2 separate regions of the Homo sapiens genome follow, and region 2 is linked to region 1. Evidence: read pairs that join two places in POLR2A ChIA-PET (ENCODE). Cell type or tissue: PC-9. All regions are shown on one strand. Each heading gives the region's core, and the rest is flanking DNA. Links, peaks and the distances in the headings are about the cores only. Region 1 overlaps ADGRG4 (adhesion G protein-coupled receptor G4). Region 2 overlaps ADGRG4 (adhesion G protein-coupled receptor G4).

Region 1 (4,404 bases), core at 320-4,319:
ACATCTGAGAGCACAGATGTAGAAAAAGCCCTGGCCAGTGTAGAAGGCTCAGACATGGTAACCTCAGTCTCCTCAGCCACCACAGAACTGCCATTAACTGGCAATGAGAACATATGAGTAACAGGCACAGGGGTTGCTGAGGAATGAGCAGCTGTAGGCTGTGGAGGTAAGATACCATCAGACAAGGACGTAGCTGTCCTGTCTGTAGGGGTAGTGGAGAAACTGGTTTCTGATATCCTTGTGGTAGAAGCACCCAGGGGTTCACCGAATATATGTGTGCTCCCAGAAGTGGGAGATCCAGCTGAAATTCCCTCAGATGTCTCTGAAGTCCAATGTGCTACATAGGTGTGGTTAAAATTAAACATTTCTGTCATTTCATTGTATGAACTCCTAGGTGTGGTTTTCACCAATTTTGTCAAAAGCCAACTTTCTCTCACCTCAGTTGTTGCAGTTTTATTATCCAATGGGGTACTTAGCTTTTCTATATCAGGAAAAGAGGAAACAGTGACAGAAGCTGTCACCCTTTGTGCTGATTCGTCTGTCACTTCCAGCATTGTTGAAAATGGAGAAACCTCAGCCACTGCTGCTATAGTTGATTTTCTCATAAGATAATGGGAAGTTGCTTCTTTTCTTGTCACAGTGGCATTTAATCTTTGTGTTGTTGCTGACTTTGGTACAGGGGTCGTTGTACCTCCAAATACAATTGCACCATTTATTTCTGTTTGTGTGGTCTCAGAAGCACTTTCCTCAGTAGAAAAATTTGGTTGAATGCAAGCAAGAGTAGATATTATATCTACTGATGGAACAACAGTCTCCCTTGGTGTCAAAGGAAGTTCATTTGCAGGTTTTGTAGACATAGGTATTGTTTTTAGTAGTAAAGTGGTAAGTTTAAATTCAGGCATATTGGTTATGGATGTGGTTCCAGAAACTATGGAGAAATTAGCAAACCATGGTGATGTCAATTTGGATACAGCTGTTGTATATCTGGCTGTAGTAGCATCATTGGCAGTGGTACCTTTGCCCTCTGGAGATGCTTTCAGTGGGGTGATATTGGTAGTTGCGGATAAATATTCTGTATAAGTAGTATTCTCATGAAATGCTGATGTAAAATTTTCATTAGGCACAAATGTGAGTATGGTGGTTGTGTTCATAGATGCCAGCAGGGCCTGGTCTGGCCTAGAAGTCCAAATGGTCTCATTGCTGGAGAACAGATGGGCAGCTTCATCAGTTGTGGATGTGGGACCTGACTCAGGTGCCTTGGATGTGGAAGCTGATCTAGTGGACATCAAAGTAAGCAAGTGTCCATCAGCTGTAGGTGTATTCTGGGTGTAAACTCGTCCTGTGATTGTGGAGGAAAGCATAGTTTCAGCCACTGTAGATGCAAGTGTGATTTCAGGAGTTAAGGCTGTACGTGTAGCTTCAGCATCAATAACTGTCTGTACACTCTCAGTCCCAGTAAATGAAAAGGATGTTAAGAAAGAAAAGGTCTTAGAGGAGGTCTCTTTCGACATGGAAGTAGACATGGCATCTTCCACTCTGGGTAAAGAGACATCCTGAAAATTTGTAGATGTCAATTCTGTTTCAGCTGTCCTTGGGGCAGGTGTGGTCTCAATAAGCCTAGTTGGGAGAGTCAATGAATGGACTGTAAATGCTATTTTCATATCAGTTGTTGCCAATGGAAATGCTGTCTGGTTTCTAGGAAATACAGAATCTACTGGAGCAGCTGTGGAGATGAGCACAGGCTCAGGTGGGAATGATGATGCAGTCCCAACATGAGTAGATGCAGGTGAAGTCTTTTCCACTGTAAACCAAGGTACAGTTCCGGCAGCTGTAGATTCAATGAACTCCTGGCCAGCTGTGGAGATAGGGAGTGCCCCAGTATTTGTGGATTTTTGTTTGAGACAAGGTGTTGTAGACATAGATGTTGACTCAATAGTTGAAAATAAAGATGTTGTCTTCGTAACAGCCGACTGAGATTTAATTGCTGAAGTTGTAGATACAACTGAATTCTTGGTAAATCTGGATGTGGATAGGAAATTAGAAGGTGTAGGTGGTTGAAAGATTTCAGTAGCCATGGCTTCAACCATTTTTGTTGTCTTTGTGCTTTCTGAAGATGGAGATTTCGTTTTTTTCATGGAATTGGTAGTATTGTCTATGGATATACTCTGGGTAGGCAGAGAGATGGCTGATGAAGTTGATAAAACATCCACTGCAAATGTAGCTGTCTCATCTACCAGTGTCTTTAAGATTTTTTGTGCAGTCATTGTTTCCAGAGGTGGAGATGTTGTATTGGAATATGATATGGTTGTGTAATCAGTTGCAAATATAGGTATGCTTTGAGACAATAGTGTAGAGGAATGTGCAGTATTTTGTGGTTTTACTCCAGTAATTTGGGATGGAGTGGTCATATCTATCTGTTGTGAAACAGTTGTACTTTTTTCTTGAATTGTCATATTTTCAGGAACAACTAAAAAAATCAGAAAGAATGTGTTATTTTGGATTCAGCTTTGGAAATTAGAGACAACTAGAAAGAGCTCTATAATTTCTTTTCATTTTGTAAGAAAGTATCATAGATATAATCAAATCACTTGATCACTTGATTTTCCTTAAGATAATTTTCTACTCTCTAAGACCTCTATATGGTACTCATAACACTCTGGTTAAGTAACTGGTAGGAAGATATCCATTTCGTAGTATCTTCATAAAATATATAAACATTCCTGAAAGAGGGATGCATGCCACAGTAGTGCATTGATTAAGAAGATTAGCTTTGGGAAAGGATCCAATTCCTTGAAAAATACAGCTATAAGAACTCAGTTAAGAAGAAACAGATAACTTGAATAGTCCTATATCTATTAAAGAAATTGAATTGTGTAGTTTAAAATATTCCAAAAAGAAAAAATCAACCTTAGATTCAAATGGATTAGTTTTAAATGCTGGCTCCATCACTTTCACACCCATTACATAACCTTGGACTAGTTGCTTAACCTCTCCGTGCTTCAGTTTCCTCCTCTATAATATGAGGATTATAATAACACCTATCCTATAAAATCGTTATGAGATTGAGTTAATGTGCATAAAACACTTAGCATAGCTTCTTATACAGAGTAAGTGCTCAAAAAACAGTTGGCTTTCACTTGGTCAAACTTCTATCAGTCATTTAAACACCAGATTGAAAATGTTTTAATCTGGAACTCCCAAATTAACATTTATTTAGTAGAAGTAATGAGTTTAAAATACTCTTTTCATTGCTTTCCATTACACATCACACTCCTGCGTTTTCTCCTACTTCTCTGTCCACTCATTTTTAGACTCATCCTATTTTACCTGACCAACGCTTTGTCCCAGGACCTCTTCACATTTGGCTGTATAGTTTCTCTACACCTAGGATTTCAATTTACACCTATACCCAGACAAATCTCAAAGTTATATCTCTTGACCAGATCTCTATTTTGCTCTATTTTGAGCTCCACATTTATATAACCAATTGTTTACTTGATATCGTTTCTTGGATATCTCATTAACACCTCAAGCTCAACATTCTCCAACTTGAACTCATTAGCTTCTCTCCAAACTGGGTCCTCTTCTGGTATTCCTTTAGTGACTGGCCCTACACTATCATACATTAAATTATGCAAGCTCCAACTCTCTGTCTCTCCCTCTGTCTCCTTCATTCTCTCTCTCACCTGCCATAGCCAATCCATAATCTTGTCCTATTGATCGTAGCTCCTAAATATCTCTTGGCTCACCCCAGTTTATCTCTATCTCCATCACTTACCACCCTAACCAGTCACCATCATCTTTCACTTGGACTACTGCAGTAGCCTCCCAACTGAACTAGTCTGCCACTACTCTTGGACCCCCTCTAATCTGTTCCATAATACAACCAAAATGATCTTTTTAAGTGCCAATCTGATCCCCTTCCTCTCTCTCTCTCACACACACACACACACACACACACACACACACACACACACACTGAGCTCTCTTTAGTTGCTTTCTATTGCTCATAGGATAAAAAGAAAATTTTTTCTTAATAAAGCATATAAAGCTATGCATGATTTGGTCCCTCTCTAGCTCTTCAGTCTCAATTTGTGCTAAGTCCCCTCTGTTTTTTTTTAGTCTTCCTCTTTTTAGTTCTCTAATACTTGGCATGCTCTTTCCCACTACAAGACCATTGCATTTGCTGTAACCTCTACTTAGAATGTACTTCCCATCCTTCCTCATCTGATTAACTTCTGCCAATTCTTCAGTTCTCAGCTCATGCATCACCTCTTCAGGGAAACCTACCTTCCCTGACTTCCATGACTAGCTCACACCAATCTATTTTAGACTCTTATGACGCCTCATACCTCTTCTTCATTTAATGCGTCATAATTGGAGATTTACCTTTGTTTGCATGTG
Region 2 (4,404 bases), core at 237-4,236, 62 kb before region 1:
GCAAGCTTGTCATTTGTCTTTTAAACGACTACTTTGTTCACTTGTTCCACTGTTTGTTTTGGAGGTTATTCGGGTTGTGTGTGTGTGTGTGTGTGTGTGTGTGTGTGTGTGTGTGTCTTGAATTTGAAACTCTGAGCTCTGAAAACTCCCTTGCTACAAGATGGCACATGCTATCTTGCAGTCATTTTAGGCAGGACTGGCAAGACTTTGTGCTTGATGGGCATAAGGCATATCTGACAGACAGAGACAGCTTGGCTCTTTTGGTGCTGGATCTATGGGACTTTGATTTTAGTTTTCAAGAAATACCCAATTAGAACACTTATATACTGTTGGTGGGAATGTAAATTAGTTCTGCCACTGTGGAAAGCAGTTTGAAGATTTCTCAAAGAAATTAAAACAGAGCTACTATTTGACTCAGCAATCTCATTATTGGGTATATATCCAGAAGAAAACAGATCACTCTGCCAAAAAGACACATGTACCCTTATGTTCATTGCAACAATATTCACAATAGCAAAGACATGGAATCAAACTAGGTGCCCATTAAAGGTGGATTGGATAAAGAAACTGTCTACATAGCCACCATGGAATACTACACAGCTATAAAAAAAGAATGAGATCATGTCATTTGCAGCAGCATGGATGCAGCTAGGAGCTATTACGCTAAGTGAATTAATGAAGGAACAGAAAACCAAGTACTGCATGTTCTCACTTAAAAGTGAAAGCTAAACATGGGGTACACATGGACATAAAGATGGCAACAGTAGACAACTGGGGACTATTAGGGGGAGAAGAGGGAAAAAGTAAGGGTTAAAAAGCTAACTATTGGGTACTATGCTTACTACCTAGATGATGGGATCATTCATACCCCAAGCCTCAACATGACATGATATACCCAGCTAACAAACCTGCACATCTACCCCCTGAATCTGAAATAAATGTTGAAAAGAAAAGAAATATCCTATTAAATTCTGCTTCTATCCATGCAGGCTCCTTCCTTAGATGCTACTTTCCACCATAAGAGTGGTTTTGAAAACACCCCTGCCCCTCCTTTATAAGCTCGAAATTGCCTAGCTTTCTTGATCTTTTGCCAGCTTTCCTTTAACCCCTCTTTCCACAGAGTGAGTACATTTCTCCTCAGAATCACTGAGCCAAAGAGAAGCCTGGAGTTACCACTGTGGATGAAGTCTTCACAGGCACCTGGGTTCTAAACCGTTTCCGTGGACATTCTATACCATGACTGGTTAGTTCTTGAGGTTAGAGCATCGGGTTAGAATACTGTAGTGTGGGCCAGACAGTTCTATCCAGAGAAAAAGTGTAGAACCATCACCAGGGCCTCAGTCCTACACTAGAATACAACCTTCAGTTCTACACTAGAATTCAACCAAGTGCCAGTAGCCTCAAAGGGAACCAAGCGAGGATGGTATTGAGAGTTTCTAAAAATTCCATTCCTACTACCAGAGGCAATAAAAATGGCATGTGAAGGAAGAACAACATATTTTGTGACTTCTTACATTCCAATTAGAACATGGATGTATATGGTTGGCAGGATCTGGTGGGACAAAAAGTTTCCGTTGATCCACCTCATTGCTCTAAAATAAGATAGTTTCTTGAGTCCTAAAACATAAATGCAAAAACCATGCCTTCTGCTACATTGCTTCCCACCCCCTCAACTCCGCAGCACTTTGCAAGTGCCTGTCATATAATAACTGCATGTCAATTTATTTTTCTCAAGGTTCCTCAAGGATTAACAATGACCACAATAAAAGGTTCAGAGGTTTTTAAGACACTACATTAAAACAACTTTTTAAAGGTTTTTTTTTTTTCATAATAGAGCTTTTACCATGCTAATGTATACAGTGCTATTCCAAGAAAGGGGGAATGTAATTTGCCACATTTCCCAAAGTTATTTGACCATAGAACTTTTTCCTTGTGGGAGCATCCCATGGTACCATCAGTGGGCTTCAGTATGGAAAATAAGGGTTTATTGAATGAAAAAAAAATAGTGGAGAGCACGAAGGGAGACTCTAACTCAATGAAATGCCAACTTGACTCTCAGCCTGTCCCAGTAGCCCAAATGGACTGGACGACACTTGAGGATAAAAGTATGGGGTAGAATTAGAGACTCACACAAAATCATTTTGCATGCCTCTTCCCCCCAATATTTTTAATAGGCAAAATCAAGTTAAGATGAACGTCAGCAATTATTCAGAGCTATATGAACCAGACTCTAGCTTTTTTTTTTTTTTTTGACAGAGTCTCTCTTTGTTGCCCAGGCTGGAGTGCAGTGGCACGATCATAGCTCACTGCAACCTCTGCCTCCCAGAGTTTGAGCAATTCTCCTGCCTCAGCCTCCCAAGTAGCTGGGACTACAGGCACACACCACCATGCCCAGATAATTTTTATATTTTTTAGTAGAGACGGGGTTTCACCATGTTGGCCAGGCTGGTTTCAAACTCCTGACCTCAAGTGATCTGCCTGCCTCGGCCTCCAAAAGTGCTGGGATTCCAGGCACGAGCCATCACACCCGGCCCCTAGCTTTTACTTCTCATGCCATCTTTTGTCTACCATTTCATCACTTCATTGATTATTTGTTCATTTCATCGGAATAAAGGAAAATAATTAAAAGAGCTCTAGGGCCTTTAGCTTAGGATCATCTAATTCAACCAATTATTGTAACTTTTTAAAGGTTGTTTTACAGCAAACTCAAGGCTACAACCTTGGCCTTTCCCACAGCCCTTTGATTTTAACCTTCATTCCTGTATGATTCTATGATAGTCTAGCCTGGCTCTTTCCCAAAATATTAGGATATCAGATGCAGATAGAGCCTATGGGGTCAAAACTTTAATGTTTTTGCTTTCCAGTTAATTGCTATGTTTAGCTGGATTGTGTACCTCAAAAAGTCAACGTGAGTGTGAATCTGTACATTTTCTAGCACAATGTGTTGATACAATGAACACTATAAGAAGTATTGCCAATCAGTGTTTGATATAGACATTTCCAATTACCTAAAGTTGGGTTACCTATCTGGGCTTCTCCCTATACCACTGAGCAAGAGAGAGTGGGCTGTGGGTGCATTTAATGAAGACTAACATCTAGTTAATGTTTCCAACAGGTGATTATTTTCCAAAGCAACAAAAGCTTTGCTGCATGTGTAGCTGGCCACAGAAAAGGCAAAAAAGCACCAGTTACCTTGCAAAGTGTTAAAAATGGCAAACAAATACAAGAAAAAGTTCCTCATGGGTCCCCAAGCAAAAAATGCAAACCCCCAGGTGAGGCCAAGTAAGAATGTCAGGCTCATTGTGCCTTTGAGGTCATGCAGGATCATCTTCCGCCGAGTCTTCTGGATTTGGGATTTCACAGAATTCAGTTGAACAAGAACAGTGCAGAACATGGAGAGATTCATGAGAAATATGAGGCAAAAATAAGCCACCACTGAGATGTAAAAGATAGAATCATCTTTAATCCAACAACTGTAAGAAACAAAGAAGACTATCATGAGATAGGGAAACATAAAGTCCTATTTCTCAGAGACTGAAGATCATCTAGTCAATTTTATTTCACCCTAAGGGCATCTGCCCTAGAGAAATGAACTGGACAGAGTTCACTCATACCAACTGGAGGCAGAGCTGGGACAAAAACCTCAATCTCCTGAGCCCCAGTTCAGGGTTCTTTCCAACACTAAGTCAGAAATCCTAGAGGATGTTTCTGCCCTACATATGCAGAAACCTGTCAGTCCAATTCCCTAGGAAATGGTTCTCTTCGTTAACAGCAGAAAAACGAATGATACATTTTCCCCCAAAGTGGCTCTCTGTCGCCGTGCTCCCCACACCGCCCCCGCACGCCCTGCCCCCCCGCCACCACCTTACACCTAAGCTCTTATTTGCAGGATTAATTCTACTTTACATGATAAATATCACAGTGAAAGGATGTGAGCAATGAATGGATTTTCTGAAAGCTACATCAAACAATGGTGAAATTATGAAAGTTAATGAAAATGCTACAAAAAGAGAACTCTAGGTGTACTGCTTTAAAATATGATGTATTTGGATGACAAAGGCAACACTGGTTACTGGATTGATTAACAACTCTACGGTTTTTATTAAAGAAAAAATATGCAGTGATTCATATGAACAGATAGTCCATTTAATAACATTTGCAATTACTGGAGGCATTTTCCCTGATTTTTGAACACAGAGAAGCTTGACTAATTTAACTGTGTGTCAACTTAGCTGAGCTCTCTTTTCTAAAACCAGGAAAATCTCTTTTGGTCATGTCGTTTATGTTGGCGTGGATACTTACACATATGTGTGAGTTTGTGTGTGTGTGTGTTGCAAACATGTTAAAAAAACATTTAATTTTCCTAATAGATTCTGACACCTAGAGTTCCCTGAATGTCATCAG

What was found. ChIA-PET counts read pairs that join two places held together with the same protein. Peaks named below come from ENCODE experiments on the same cell type or tissue, not always from the same donor. Only the 100,000 strongest peaks of a DNase experiment are listed, where the experiment ranks them.
Region 2: POLR2A ChIA-PET joins it to region 1 with 20 read pairs; 3 of 35 experiments call an interaction of 5 or more read pairs at or near these places.

The regions. Positions count from the first base shown.
Region 1 is chrX:136,342,455-136,346,858 of GRCh38, reverse strand. It overlaps ADGRG4 (adhesion G protein-coupled receptor G4), which reads right to left. Exons shown (of 26, transcript NM_153834.4): 6 at 1-2,467. Among named protein-coding and RNA genes, the nearest start is that of ADGRG4, 44 kb to the right of the region's middle. In PC-9, for the core only: no CTCF peak of the experiment used is centred there; a DNase peak (open chromatin) is centred at 2,328; H3K27ac peaks cover 931 bases.
Region 2 is chrX:136,404,761-136,409,164 of GRCh38, reverse strand. ADGRG4 (adhesion G protein-coupled receptor G4) reads right to left here. Exons shown (of 26, transcript NM_153834.4): 23 at 3,193-3,473. Among named protein-coding and RNA genes, the nearest start is that of BRS3, 81 kb to the left of the region's middle. In PC-9, for the core only: no CTCF peak of the experiment used is centred there; no DNase peak of the experiment used is centred there.